Regions from separate parts of the Homo sapiens genome. Here regions 1 and 2 are each linked to region 3. Evidence: chromatin contacts called from ENCODE Hi-C or POLR2A ChIA-PET data. All regions are on one chromosome and are shown on one strand. Each heading gives the region's core, a stretch centred on a gene start or an enhancer-like site at or near the end of the contact. The rest is flanking DNA. Distances are from core to core; before and after follow the strand shown. Region 1 overlaps SLC38A4-AS1 (SLC38A4 antisense RNA 1). Region 2 overlaps SLC38A4-AS1 (SLC38A4 antisense RNA 1). Region 3 has its middle 94 kb from the start of SLC38A1.

Region 1 (4,637 bases), core at 2,121-4,620, 300 kb before region 3:
TAAAGCTGAAAGAAACAAACATCCAGCACAGACTAAAAGAAAAATACAAAAACATAGCCATTTTATGGGACTTATTGGACCTTCAAATGTATAAAATCTAAAGCAAAGTTGTAGCCTTTTGGCACCACCCTCATTTGAGCCTTATGCATTTGTTGGAAGTTCCCAATCTTGTATTTATAGGTGCATAAGATGATGTTAGTATTACTAGATTTATTTGAAGTTAGATAAACATAAACCCTCAAAAACCTGTTCAGAGTTGTCCTAAATCAAATTTTTAAATGCCCTCTATCACTGTGTAGTGAGGTAACAGGGATACAAAATATTGACATTAATTTCATTCCCAATGGCAAAAGCAGGTTCTTATTTTTCTTTATCTGAAATGCTTGACTGCTCCATTTATACCACCATGCTCATAGCCACTCACCCCCACTCTGTTCCAATAAGTCAATATTCTCCTCTTCCCATAAGTCCCCTAACATCTCTGCAGAGCCCCCCAGTGCCTTTATTGCAGACACACGGGCAATGGAATGTGCCCTCCAGAATCCAGTGTAGCTCTACAAGGCAGGGTTACACCTGCTCTCCAGCCACACCCTGCCTAGCCCAGGGCTGACCTAAATATAGAGCTCAGTAGACATGCTGAAGGTCCTCACAACCATCTGGTGGGAAATGCTGGATCCCTACCTCACTCTACATACCCCCAAAATTCCAGCTACACCAATGTCAGAGACATGTGAGCCAGAGCAACTCCATCTTGAATAGGAGCTGGGTAAAATAAGACTGAAACCTATTGGGCTGCATCAAATTAAGGCTTTCTAAGTCACAGAATGAGCTAAGAGGTCAGCATAAGATACAGATCATAAAGATCTTGCTGATAAAACAGGTTGCAATAAAGAAGCTGGCCAAAACTCACCAAAACCAAGATGGCCACGAGAGTGACCTCTGGTCATCCTCACTGCTTACACTCCCACGAGTGCCATGACAGTTCACAAATGCCATGCCAATGTCAGAAAGTTACCCTATATGGTCTAAAAAGGGAGGCATGAATAATCCACCCCTTGTTTAGCATATCATCAAGAAATAACCAAAAAAATGGACAACCAGCACCCTCAGGGCTGCTCTGTCTATGGAGTAGCCATTCTTTTATTCCTTTAATTTCTTAATAAACTTGCTTTTGCTTTGCACTGTGGAATCGTCCTGAATTTTTTCTTGTGTGAGATCCAAGAACCCTCTCTTGGGGTCTGGATCGGGACCCCTTTCCTGTAACACCAAGATTTAAAATGGAAAAATAAAGCTATAAGAGTACCAGGAGGGGAAAAGATTGAAGAATTTTTTCATAACCTCAAAAAAGTGGAAAAGGCCTTTCTAAATTTTTCCATAAAATTCAGAAGCTATAATATCAAATATTAAATGCATTTGACTACATAAAAAATAAAAGTTTCTGTATACCTCAAAACATCATAGGTAAGATCAAAAGAAATTGTACTTTACATGACAAACTAAGGACTAATTTATTCCCTGAATAAAGAGCTACTATAAATCAATAAAAAAAATTAAAGGCAAAGGATTGGAATACCCACAGAAAAGGAAAAAACAAATGACTTAGATTATAAATAGGCACTATACTATTCATAATAAAAAAGATGTAAATTTAAGCAGATCAAAATATTTAACAAATTGTGTTGGCAAGTATTTATAGAAACAGGCACATTCTTGCTTTGCTGGTGGGAATATGAATTATTGTAACCTTTTGCAATTTGACAATAATCACTAAAATTTAAAGTACACATATTGTTGGAACCAGAAATTGACTTCTGGGTATTTATCCCATAAATATATTCCCACAGATGAAAATGCATCTTTGTAATAGCAAAAGATTAAACATAACTAAATGTCCCATGGTGGAAGATTAAGACAATATTATTAAATATTGAGATGGGAAGATCTCCAAGACATGGTTAAGGGGAAAATAGTATGGTTCAGAACAGTGTATAGAGTATGCGATCACCTGTATTAAAAAATATATACACATATCCTTATATATGCATATGATTGTAAATATGCAACATACCCCTATAAGTATATATAAGAAACGAGTAACAGTGATTGGGAAAGGAATAAGATGGCTGGAAAATAAAAGAAAGAAGGATATTTGTATTCAACATATTGTATGTGCACATTTTGAATTTTTTAACAGCTGCTAACAAGTTAAAAATATCAATATCCAGCAAATTAAATGAAGATACCGCCAACTCACATACACATAAAGCTCACTTAACAGTATACAACTGTGGGAAGACTGATCAATGATCAGTTGAAATCACCTCCGAAAGTTTTTCTCTAAATATGAATTCTGGGCTGGGCACAGTGGCTCACGTCTGTAATCTCAGCACTTTGGAAGGCCGAGTCGGGCAGATCCCCTGAGGTCAGGAGTTCAAGACAAGCCTGGCCAACATGGTGAAGCCTTGTCTCTACTAAAAATACAAAACTTAGCTAGGCATGGTGCCTCATGCCTATAGTCCCAGCTACTCGGGAGTTTGAGGCAAGAGGATCGCTGGAACCCAGGAGGTGGAGGTTGCAGTGAGCCAAGATCAAGCCATGGCACTCCAGCCTGGGCGACAGAGCCAGACTCCGTCTCAAAAAAGAAAAAATAAATAAATAAATATGAATTCTGGATGAACGCTTAACATTCTTGTGTGCACAGAAAGCACACATACAGTGGTAACAGCACCATTGCTCCTGCGGAGAGGAACAGAACAATTCAAATCACTGATGTATGAACCTAGGAGCTTCTTTGCAGGCCATGATTATGTGATTCTGGCTTAGTTCCCATCTTAATTAACTGCTATTTTAAAAAATAATTTGTAATGATATCATTAGAAAAATTAAAATAAAGAAAAAAGTCCCTAAATGGTCCTGAGTCAAACTTGAGCTCTGGCCCCACTCAAGAAGAGAGAAAGCGAAAATGGCCTCTGAGATAAGTTTGAGTCTGGTTAAAAGCTTGCTCCTAAAACCATATTTAGACCCTTGGTGTACTGTTTGTCATCAAAGAAATCTGGCACATTATGTAGAAGAGAAGGATTAATGTGACTACCAAGTAAACCTAACAGTGAAATCCAGCCATGTTACTCAAGTTGATGAATGATTTGGAGTGCTGGTACGCTATTGTAAAACACAGTTGACTGTTTACAAGACAGAGCAATTTCTTTTCTTACATTTTCTCCTCCAGCATTTCTGAGCAATTATATTAGGAAGTGGCTGTTTACCCTGGCAGCTGGGCTCCGTATCTCCACCACTGGAGAGGCAATTCCCCGGGCTACAAATACCCGGAGAGCTGACTCATTACATAAAAAGGAAGTTCTGTTTGGTAAAAGAGTTTAAAGAACACACTTTAAAACGTGCATTAAACACTAGTGTTAATCATTGCCAGAAAGGACGAGTAGGCCACAGGCGAGTTGGTGAACTTAAACCCAAACTTATTTTGATAAAATTTGGTACCTTGAACTCTAGATCTTTTATGAAAACTGAGGTTGTAGGCCCAGCACTAACAAGAGTGTCAGGAACTTTCCATTTCCATTATAATTCTAATAAATTTATTAATATTTTAATGTGATAAGTATGACACTTCTCTTTGTTTCCTCATCTAAAACAATAAGCCTGGCATACTTACCTATATTAGGGGTGATGATGAAATTCAGTTAACTATGCCTAACACCGTATAATCCCTGGCGTGGATAGTTCGAAAAATAAATATCTTTTTCTTAATTGTAGGCAAAAATGAGAAAATAGAAAATATCTATTAATAGTTTCATCTATCATAAAATTTTATAGCCATAAAAGATATCTAAGGGGAGTGTATATTCAGGGCAACTTGAATCTATGCTACCTGATTGCAATATATATCTATATGTCTAGCAACTATACTCACAAATACATATGTAGTAATTTTTTCCCAAATTGCTTGTACATTTCCTTTCTTTTCTATCATAAGACAGGAAAAAAAATTATCTCTGGACAATTCCCAAAGTGGATGCATTTTTTTCTTGTCTGGGCACACAGCCAATAGAGATTAAACTAGGAAGGGAATTGATATGACCGTGGGTGAGTATATTAACCCCTCTGGATGCCAGTTTTCTTCTCTGTAAAATAAAAACTGGACTAATAAGTGGTTTTCAAACCTCAGTATATTTTAGAGTTACCTAGGAAAGCAGATCTTGGCCATCAGGTTAGGATCTGTGCATTGGTATTTATTTTTACAAACTCCCAAGATATTCTGATGTACACCAAAGTTAGAAAATTCCTAAATCCAAGCATTCCTAAAGTCACTTCTGGCTCTAACAATCATCAATCTTTTTTAAAACATACCTTCTTTGCATATATAGAAAAAATTTTTTAAGTGTAAAACTGCAATTATATACATACTTTGGGGACATTTTTTCTCTTTTCTATTTTTGTGTGGCTTGCCCTCCTGCTGATACTCCCATGGGCCCCACGGTAACAATCTATCAGTGATCTTCATAAAGCACGCAGGGGCCTTCCTGGTCCCTTATTCTAGATTTGGGATGCTGAATCCCAAACTTCAAATGTATTTTTTTCATCTAACTGAAAATATCAATTATGTGCAAATCCTCTGTTTCCTC
Region 2 (4,552 bases), core at 54-2,553, 260 kb before region 3:
TAATGGTATGATTCAATAAATTGTAGGTTCATCTTAATCTCCTCAAAATACTCTTGGCCTTTTGCCCAAAAGTGGGGGAAGGAATTAGTAACTAAAATAGCAAGAGAAGCTTGCTGTCAGTTAGTCTCCTGGAAAAGTACTATACTGAAGATTCAATATAGCAATACTGTAACTTACTAAGATGGTATATAAGGAATTAGACAGTGGAAAATTTAAGGTACAGATTAAGATTACAGCTACAGGACTATAAACATGGCACTAAAAAGTAAATGAGGCCAGGTGCCTCATTTAGCTGGGTGTGGTGGCATGTGCCTGTAGTGCCAGCTGCTTGGGAGGCTGAAGTGGGAGCATCACTTACGCTCAGGAGGTCAAGGCTGTTGTGAGCCGAGATCACACCACTGCACTCCAGCCTCAGCAACAGAGTAAGACCCTGTCTCAAAAAAAAAAAAAAAAAAAAAAAAGGGCCGGGCGCAGTGGCTCACGCCTGTAATCCCAGCACTTTGGGAGGCCAAGGCAGGCGGATTACCTGAGGTCAGGAGTTCAAGACCAGCCTGGCCAACATGGAAAACCCCATCTCTACCAAAAATACAAAAATTAGCTGGGCGTGGTGGTGGGCGCCTGTAATCCCAGCTACTCAGGAGACTGAGGCAGGAAAATCACTTGAACCTGGGACGTGGAGGTTGCAGTGAGCTGAGATTGTGCCATTGCCCTCCAGCCTGGGCAACAGAGCAAGGCCCCATCTAAAAAAAAAAAAAAAAAAAAGGACTAAATATGTACCGAACTCCATGTATATGAAAATACTGACCTAGATGTCTTCTTTATATAATTTCATGTTATTTTTATAACAATACTGTAAAATAAGCATTATGCCCTCCTTAGAGCTCAGAAAACCGAGTTTCTATGAGATTATATTACACAATTGATGCCCTCCCATTTCCTAGGTAGACCCAGATGTAGTAATACATGGATCTTCCACTTTCAGCCTGTGTAATCCTGAACAAGTCACTGAAAATCTGGGAGCCTCATTTTCCTCACCTGAAAAATGAGTAATGAGACCTACCTTACTACTTCCAAAAGTTATCACAAATACACTTAATAAACTACAAAACAAAACACAAGTGGTGGTTACTCTTATTAATACAAACAACTAGTTAATAAGAGAAAGTGATAGAGACTGATTTCTAAACTGTTTCCTGACACTTTGTTTTCAAATGCTTGATGATGCAATACTGAGCTGTGTTTTCCCAGCAAGGTCTTTGGGGTTGTCAATGAATCATTTCCTTCACATTCACATGAAAGATATGCCTGGGTAGATCAGGTTCCCACCCTGTTTTATCTTAACAACCCATACATTGCAGGTAAGCAAACAATTAGTATTGTTCAGAATTTCACTTACAGAAATCTAACATTCCCTCTCTGCAGATATTTTTCAGCACAAAGAACGGGGACTTTTGGGTCATTGACCTACTGACACTGCATTTACAATGACAAGTTCTATGTCTGCAACGTAAAAGGCAAGAAGACTAAATCTGTTTTCCATTTTTCTTGTGAACTAAACTGGGTTTTCAAAGAATACCTTATGTGGATCTACAACATAAAAGACAGCAAAATAAATATTTTATTAGAATATTTTATCAGTTCAACTTTGTAACATATATTATAAGATTAATCAATGGTAACAATAAGTTTTAAGGAACATAAATTTGAAATTGAAGATTATTCATGACAGTAATAACAAATCTAAAAATAACCTCAGTATCCAATTTATTTTATCTTGCTGTTTGGTTTTTACTAAACTAAGTCTGATTCATAAGCAATTGCATATGAGAACAGTTTTTTAATATTTTGCCACATTTATTCCATTTATTCATCAAACCATCCATTCATCCTTCTATTTTTCATTTGTTTACTGAACCATTTCAAAGTAAATTATAGATAATAGCATGCCTCCCTCGTAAACCTCTTGGCATGCATCTTTTAAAAATTAGGGAGTTTTCTTAACATAGCCACAATACCATTATCACTCCTAAAAATTTAGGGATTCCTATAATAATAATTCTAATATCTAGTCCTTATTCAGAATCCCAATTGTCCCTCAAACTTGTTCTCCCAACAGGATCCAATACGGAATTACACATTGTTTTCATGTTTACATCTCTCAAGTTTAGTTTATCTTAATATAGCTCCCCCTGTGCCCCATCACCTGCTCTTTTTCCCATCCCACTGACCTGAAGAGACCAGAGTAGTGCCCCACATTCTGGAATTTTTTTGAGGGTTATGCCCAATTCTTTCATTTATTTATTTGCTTTTAATTTTAAATTCAAGAGGTATATGTGCAGGTTTATTACATGGGTATAATACCTGATGCTAAAGTTTGAGCTTCTAATGATCCCATAAACCAAGTAGTGAACATAGTACCCTTGCTCCCTCTGTCTCTCCCTCCTTTTGGAATCCCCAGTGTCTATTTTTCCCATCTTTGTGTCCAAGTGTACCCAATGTTTAGCTCCCACTTAAAAGTAAGAACATGTGGTATTTGGTTTTGTTTCTGCATTAATTTACTTAGGATAATGGCCTCCAGATGCATCTACGTTACTGCAAAGGGCATGAATACATTCTTCTCTGTGGCTGCATTGTGAACCTGGTGGATATTCACCACATTTTTTTAGTCCAGTCTACCGCTGGTGGGCACCTAGGTTGATTCCATGTCTTTGCTATTGTGAATAGTGCCATGGTAAGCATAGCAGTGCAGGTGTCTTTTTGGTGGAACGATTTATTTTCCTTTGGGTATATACCCAGTAATGGGATTGCTGGGTTGAATGGTAGTTCTATTATTAGTTCTTTGAGAAATCTTCGAACTGCTTTCCACAGGCGGTGAATTCATTTGCATTCCCACCAGCAGTGTATAAGCATTCTCTTTTATCTTCATTCTTGCCAGTATCTGTTGTTTTCTGAAATTCTGATAATAGCCACTCTGATTGGTGTGAGATAGTATCTCATTATGGTTTACATTTGTGTGTGTGTCTCTTTTTTTTTTTTGAGACAGAGTCTCGCTCCATCTGTAACCCAGGCTGGAGTGCAATGGCACGATCTCAGCTCACTGCAATCTCCAACTCCCAGGTTCAAGCAATTCTCCTGCTTTAGCCTCCCGAGGAGCTTGGACTACAGGCATGCACCACCACACCACACTCGGTTAATTTTTGTACTTTTAGTAGAGATGGGGTTTTGCCATGTTGGCCAGGCTGGTCTCAAACTCCTGACCTCAGGTGATCTGCCTCGGCCTCCCAAAGTGCTGGGATTACAGGCGTGGGCCACTGCACCTGGCCTGTGTCTCTCTTATGATTAGTGGTGCTGAACATTTTTTTATTTGTTGGCCACTTGTATGTCTTTTGAGGAGTGTCAGTTCAAGTCCTCTGCCTACTTTTTAATGGGGCTATTTGTTTTTTCTTGTTGATTTGTTTAAATTACTTATAGATTGTGGATATTAGTCCTTTGTCAGACACATAGTTTGCAAACATTTACTCCCATTCTGTGTGTTGTCTGTTTATTCTGTTGATAGTTTCTTTTGCTGTGCAAAAGCTCTTTAGTTTAATCAGGACCTAATTGTCCATTTTTGTTTTTGTCATGTTAGCTTTCAAGGACTTAGTCATAAATTCTTTGCCTTAATCAATGTCTAGAAAAGTATTTTCTAGTTTTTCTTCTAGGATTTTTATAATTTGAGGTCTTACATTTAAGACTTCAATTCATCTTGGTTAATTTTTGTATATGGTGAGAGGTACGGGTCCAGTTTCATTCTTCCGTGTATAGCTAGCCATTTATTGAATAGAGTGTCCTTTCCACATTGTTATTGTTGACTTTGTCAAATATTAGTTAGTTGTAGGTGTGCAGCTTTATTTCTGGGTTCTCTATTCTATTCATTGGTCTATGTGTCCATTTTTGTACCAGTACCATGCTGTTTAGGTTACTGCATCCTTGTAGTATAGCTTGAAGTCAAGTAATGTGATTCCTCCAGCTTTATTCTTTTTGCTTAGAATTGTCTTGATTATTTGGGCTCTTTTTTGGTTCCATATGAATTTTGGAACAGTTATTTCTAATTCTGTGAACAGTGACTCACAATTTGATAGGAATAGCATCGAATTTGTAGATGTGTTTGGGCAGTATAAACATTCCAACGATACTGATTCCTCCAATCCATAAGCATAGAATGTTTTTCCGTTTGTTTGTGTCATCTGCGATTTCTTTCAGTAGTGTTTTGCAGTTCTCCTTGTACAGATCTTTAACCTCCTTGGTTAGATATATTGCCGGATATTTTATTTTTTGTGTGTGTGGCTACCATAAATGATATTGCATTTTTAATTTGCTTCTGAGCTGAATGTCATTGGGTATGGAAATGCTACTGATATGTGTACATTGATTTTGTATCCTGAGACTGCTGAGGTTGTTTATCAGATCTAGGAGTCTTTGGGGAGAATCTTTAGGATTTTCTAGGTATAGAATCTTATTGTCAGCAAAGAAAGATAATTTGACTTATTTTTTCCTATTTGGGTACCTTTTA
Region 3 (4,433 bases), core at 1,192-3,691:
GTTTAATACCTGGGTGACAAAATAATCTGTACAACAAACCCAAGTGACAAAACTTTACCTATGTAACAAACCTGCACATGTACCCCTGAATTTAAAAGTTAAATTAAAAAAATTATTTTAAAAAATTACTCCAAACTTAAGATGAAGAGAAGATATAATATGAAACTGGGAAATTATTTACCAGTCCTAGCCAAGGGTTATTTAATTATCTAGAGGAATGTACTTTTGTTTGTTCAGATTTTTATCTGGTAGAGATGCAAATGATTTCTGCCCAGTAGAAAAATAACCTCAAAGGTTTGTATCTAACTTAACAATCTTGTTATATTTTTCTATTATTTCTATATGCCTGTAAACATCCAGTTCTTCAAAATGCTCTGAATTTTTTTTTTTTTTCTTTGAGACAGGGTCTCACTCTGTCACCCACGCTGGAGTACAGTGGCTAGAACACGGCTAACTGCAGGCCTGAGTTTCCGGGCTCAAGTGATCCTTCCACCTCAGCCTCTTCAGTAGCTGGGGCCACAGGCACACACCACCAGACCTGTCAATTTTTTTTTTTTTGTAAGGATGGGGTCTTACTAACTTACAAGAAGATATAAGAACAAGCAATCCTCCTGCCTCTGCCTCCCAAAGTGCTGGAATTGCAGGTGCAAACCACCACACCTGGCCTCAAAATGTTCTTTGAACCAGCTTTACCATCCTACTTCAGATTGCCTGTGTGTGGCCTTTGTCTTATTATTTTTGTTAAGAATACTATCAGCCAGGTGCAGTGGCTCATGCTTGTAATATCGGCAGGAGGATCGCTTGAGCCCAGGAGTTTGAGACCTGCCTGGGCAACAAAGTGAGATCCTGCCCCTACAAAAAAATATATTTTTTAATTAGCCTGGCATGGTGGTATGCACCTATGGTCCCAGCTACACGGGAGGCCAAGGCAGGAGGATGGCTTGAGCCCAGGAGGTTGAAGTTGCAGTGAGCTGTATTCACATCACTGCATTACAGCCTGGGTGACACAGTGAGACTCTGCCTCTTAAAAAAAAGGAAAAAAAGAATACTATTCATAGGATGTGAAATTCTCATCTCTGTTGTGATATTTGATGTTGTCATACTTGCTGCCCCCATGGTATTTATTATCTTTGATCATCAGCTTTTTATTTTATTCATGATATGGGTACCGTGGACATAGAGTAATTTTTTGATATATTCTTGATGAGCAAAAAATGTCTTATATGAAGATAAACATTGCAATTCCAATTTTTGGAAACAATAGGCAGGCCAAACAGAATGTGTCTGAGAGCAGGACAGGCCCCTGACCACCACCAGTTGGTGACTTTTTCTTCAGTCAGTCACATTGGAAGCAAATTAGATCTGTATGAACAGCTCAGCACTTGGAAATCGGGCATCAGAAAACATGTTATATACCATCCCTACCTTTTGAAAGGATAGCTCTTCTAAGTAGTTTAGAAGCAGTCCTTTCTGCCTGGGGAAGCCGCTTGCTTTTACTTTTCAAACATCAAAGTTTTTATTTGAGGTAAAGGTTTATTTTCCTGTGGAATACAGATGGTTTGGAACAGCATGAAGGAAAAAGTTAGATCTACTTTCCATTCATAGTTTTCAAAGACCCTTTTGACAGTCAAATGATGTCCTTATTCCTGGATCTGTTCCCTGAGAGATTTTCAGTATAGCCCACTATGTGATGTACATGCCGGGTATTCAGCATTTCCCCGCTTACTTAACCCGTGACTGACAGGTGTAAATGGCACAGCAGCCCTGCCACTGATGGGGACGGTGTGGAGATGTGTTTGCGTGTCTGCACTGCTCCCCCGTGGGATGGTGCCAGTTTCCCTTTGGGTTTTGCTGGATACTGCGTCCTTCCTTGTGTGGCTCCTTCCCTTCCCAGCCTCACTCCCTGACCCTCTGTGAATTCTTCTTGGGAACACTTCCTAATAAATCACTTTCACGTACATTCTGTATTGGGATTTGCTTCTGGGAAACCCAACCTAATACGTTAAGTGTGCCTCAGCTCACAGTACCTATAGGTTATATTTTAAATAATCATTTTCCCCCTATTGTTTTGATCTTTCTTTAAAAAGTAAAATAAAATCCTGGTTATGTTTTTTGCCTTTTTTTTTTTCTTTTTTAGTATGGGGTTGGGGCAGGCCTTAGCTAAGTCTTGTGGACCTTCCTCCCCGTGTTCAATATCAAACATATAGATAATGCTCCTTTTGGAATAAAATTCCCCTACCAATCTCCCAAGGTTCTTTCTCTGAATGACATAACCACATAAACCACGTAAACAGCATATTCTGTCTGCAGTGTCTGTTCACCTGGGACCTAGCATGGGATTTCCAAACTGTTCTCAGGAACACCCCATAGTTCCCCTCTCAGACTTCCCTGATAACTCTTGCAGACCACATCCCCTTTTCAAATAATGCTCTCAGGGGACACTCACTGCATTGTTTGTGTGTGCTGTGTGAAATGAATGGCAAATACTTTACTACCCTCACATTTGAAATGACCGACTAAATAATCGATTCTTCGAGTAGTAGGTCAGTAAGTCGTATCATGTGATTGTTCGCAATTCCTCCAAGGCTCCACGACTTCCCATATCACTCAGAGAAAAAGCCGAAGCCCTTCCCCAGATGGTCTTCCCGTGATCGCTTCCTCCCACATCCTGAAACCCCCCACCCCAGCCACCACCACCCAAACTGGCCTTGTTCCTGGAACATAACGAACAGACTCTGACCTCAGGGCCTGTGCACTTACTGTTCCCTTTGCTGTCATCCTCTTCTCACGCTTATTCATGTATAATTTATTGTCACTGCCCTCAGGTCTCTTCTCAGGTGTCACCTTCTCACTAAGACACTCTCAGGGCATTTCACAACAAATAACAACTTACCTACCCATCCCACTCACACTTCACTCCCTATATGCTTTCTCTTGCTTTATTATTATTATTTTTTTAGTCAACTCTTGTCTTCATCTGAAATGCTTTAGTTTGTTTAGTTATTTGTTTATGGTCTATGCCTACCTAGAATGTAAACTCTATGAGGGCAGGGTTTATTTTGTTCACTGCTGTCTCTCAGCACCTGAAACTGGGTAAGTGTTCAAATAAATATTTAAGTGAATAAATACATGATAGTGTTTACACTAAGTCACATTTCATCTTTAAAGTGGAATAATTAGACACAGGATTCAACATCATGTTTCCAGATTTATTTTTCTTTCTCTTTACAATTGTTTAATTTAATTTAAAAATTTATTTCTTCCTAGGGGTTTCAAAAATTATAGGTTCCTCCTTGCAAGATGTCAAATATTACAGACATGTATTAAGAAATGACTAATAATCTTCTCTCTTATTATCCCACCCACTGAAACAATAAAAATTAATACCCTTTTCCCCAGTGCTTGCATAGCAATACATATCTACCTAGAGACACATAGATGTAGGGCTGGATTTGTTTGTTTGTCTTTAGAATATTAGACTGATACTAAATATCAGGAATATGACTTTCAGCATGGTGGTTACACAAACGGATTCTAAAGTCAGACTGGTTGGATTCAAATTTATTGGATCAGCAATCTCAGACATGTTATTTGATGCCTGGTTTTGCCTTTGTAAAATGGAAGTAATAAGAGAAGCTTTCCATAAAATTGCTGTGAGAAGTAAATGACATTAATTAAAACAACAGCAACAACTTAGAATGGTACACATCACGTTTAAGCATAAGTAAATTATCTGATTCTTTTCCCACTTAATAGATTTTGAATATGCCTCTGAAACAGTACCTATAGATTTAATTCACTCTAGGAATACTTGCATAGCATTCCCTGGTATGCATAAACCAGGGATATATTTTTTTTTCAATCTCTCCTCTATTGAGAGACATACAGATTTTTATAGTTTTAACCAGTACACACAGTGCTGCAACAAATATCCTCACCACAGGTACTTGTAAATTGCTGCATTGTTTCTCTAAATATCCCAAAATATCTCATAAAATCCTAAAAGTGAGATTGTTTGGGGGATTCAAAAGGTCTCTGCTTATTTAACTTCAACAGAAATTATCAAATTACTTTTTAAAACTATTAGTAATAATCCACAAATACACAAGTAATAAATATTTGCCCCTTTTCCTGCACCCTCACCAGTACTAAATGCTGAGACACTTTTAAAGTTTTGCTTAGTGATGACAAAAACATGAAATTTTGTTTTCATTTTATTTTAAAATTTTAAACCATGACTGATCATTGCTTCATGTGTTTACTGGCAATTCTCATTTCCTTTCCTATGAAATGTCTCTTCAAGTTCTTTATCATGGCTCAGTAGGGTTGTCTTTTTTTTTTTACTCAATTTGTATAAGAGGAACAAAGGAACACTTGTTTTTTGTTGTTCGTTGAATTTTTGTTTTTTAAGACAGGGTCTCACTCTGTCACCC

Evidence for each region. Hi-C counts contacts between places; a loop is a spot of excess contacts on that map. ChIA-PET counts read pairs that join two places held with the same protein, here RNA polymerase II (POLR2A). Pooled maps may share reads with other maps.
Region 1: a pooled map shows a loop between it and region 3 (2.3-fold over the local background). The contact joins two enhancer-like sites. A Hi-C loop is called at or near these places in 1 of 168 maps with a recorded cell type or tissue (gastrocnemius medialis), 1 of 37 single-sample maps with no recorded cell type and 2 of 50 pooled maps. POLR2A ChIA-PET finds 5 or more read pairs at or near these places in 2 of 52 experiments (PC-9 and activated B cell).
Region 2: a pooled map shows a loop between it and region 3 (3-fold over the local background). The contact joins two enhancer-like sites. A Hi-C loop is called at or near these places in 2 of 50 pooled maps. POLR2A ChIA-PET finds 5 or more read pairs at or near these places in 2 of 52 experiments (HEK293 and OCI-LY7).

Annotation. Positions count from the first base shown.
Region 1 is chr12:46,472,489-46,477,125 of GRCh38, reverse strand. All of the region lies in intron 3 of SLC38A4-AS1 (SLC38A4 antisense RNA 1), which reads right to left. The region is part of intron 1 of LOC124902923 (a long non-coding RNA gene); the gene reads left to right. Among named protein-coding and RNA genes, the nearest start is that of SLC38A4-AS1, 91 kb to the right of the region's middle. RefSeq lists an enhancer at 3,104-3,303. Within about 2 kb of position 3,370, at least 34 of the 41 ENCODE cell types and tissues checked have a DNase peak (open chromatin) inside an H3K27ac peak, as active enhancers do.
Region 2 is chr12:46,427,307-46,431,858 of GRCh38, reverse strand. All of the region lies in intron 2 of SLC38A4-AS1 (SLC38A4 antisense RNA 1), which reads right to left. LOC124902923 (a long non-coding RNA gene) reads left to right here. Exons shown (of 2, transcript XR_007063284.1): 2 at 1,423-1,627. Among named protein-coding and RNA genes, the nearest start is that of SLC38A4-AS1, 46 kb to the right of the region's middle. RefSeq lists enhancers at 1,179-1,473, 1,012-1,513. Within about 2 kb of position 1,303, at least 11 of the 41 ENCODE cell types and tissues checked have a DNase peak (open chromatin) inside an H3K27ac peak, as active enhancers do.
Region 3 is chr12:46,172,484-46,176,916 of GRCh38, reverse strand. No RefSeq gene overlaps it. Among named protein-coding and RNA genes, the nearest start is that of SLC38A1, 94 kb to the left of the region's middle. Within about 2 kb of position 2,441, at least 2 of the 41 ENCODE cell types and tissues checked have a DNase peak (open chromatin) inside an H3K27ac peak, as active enhancers do.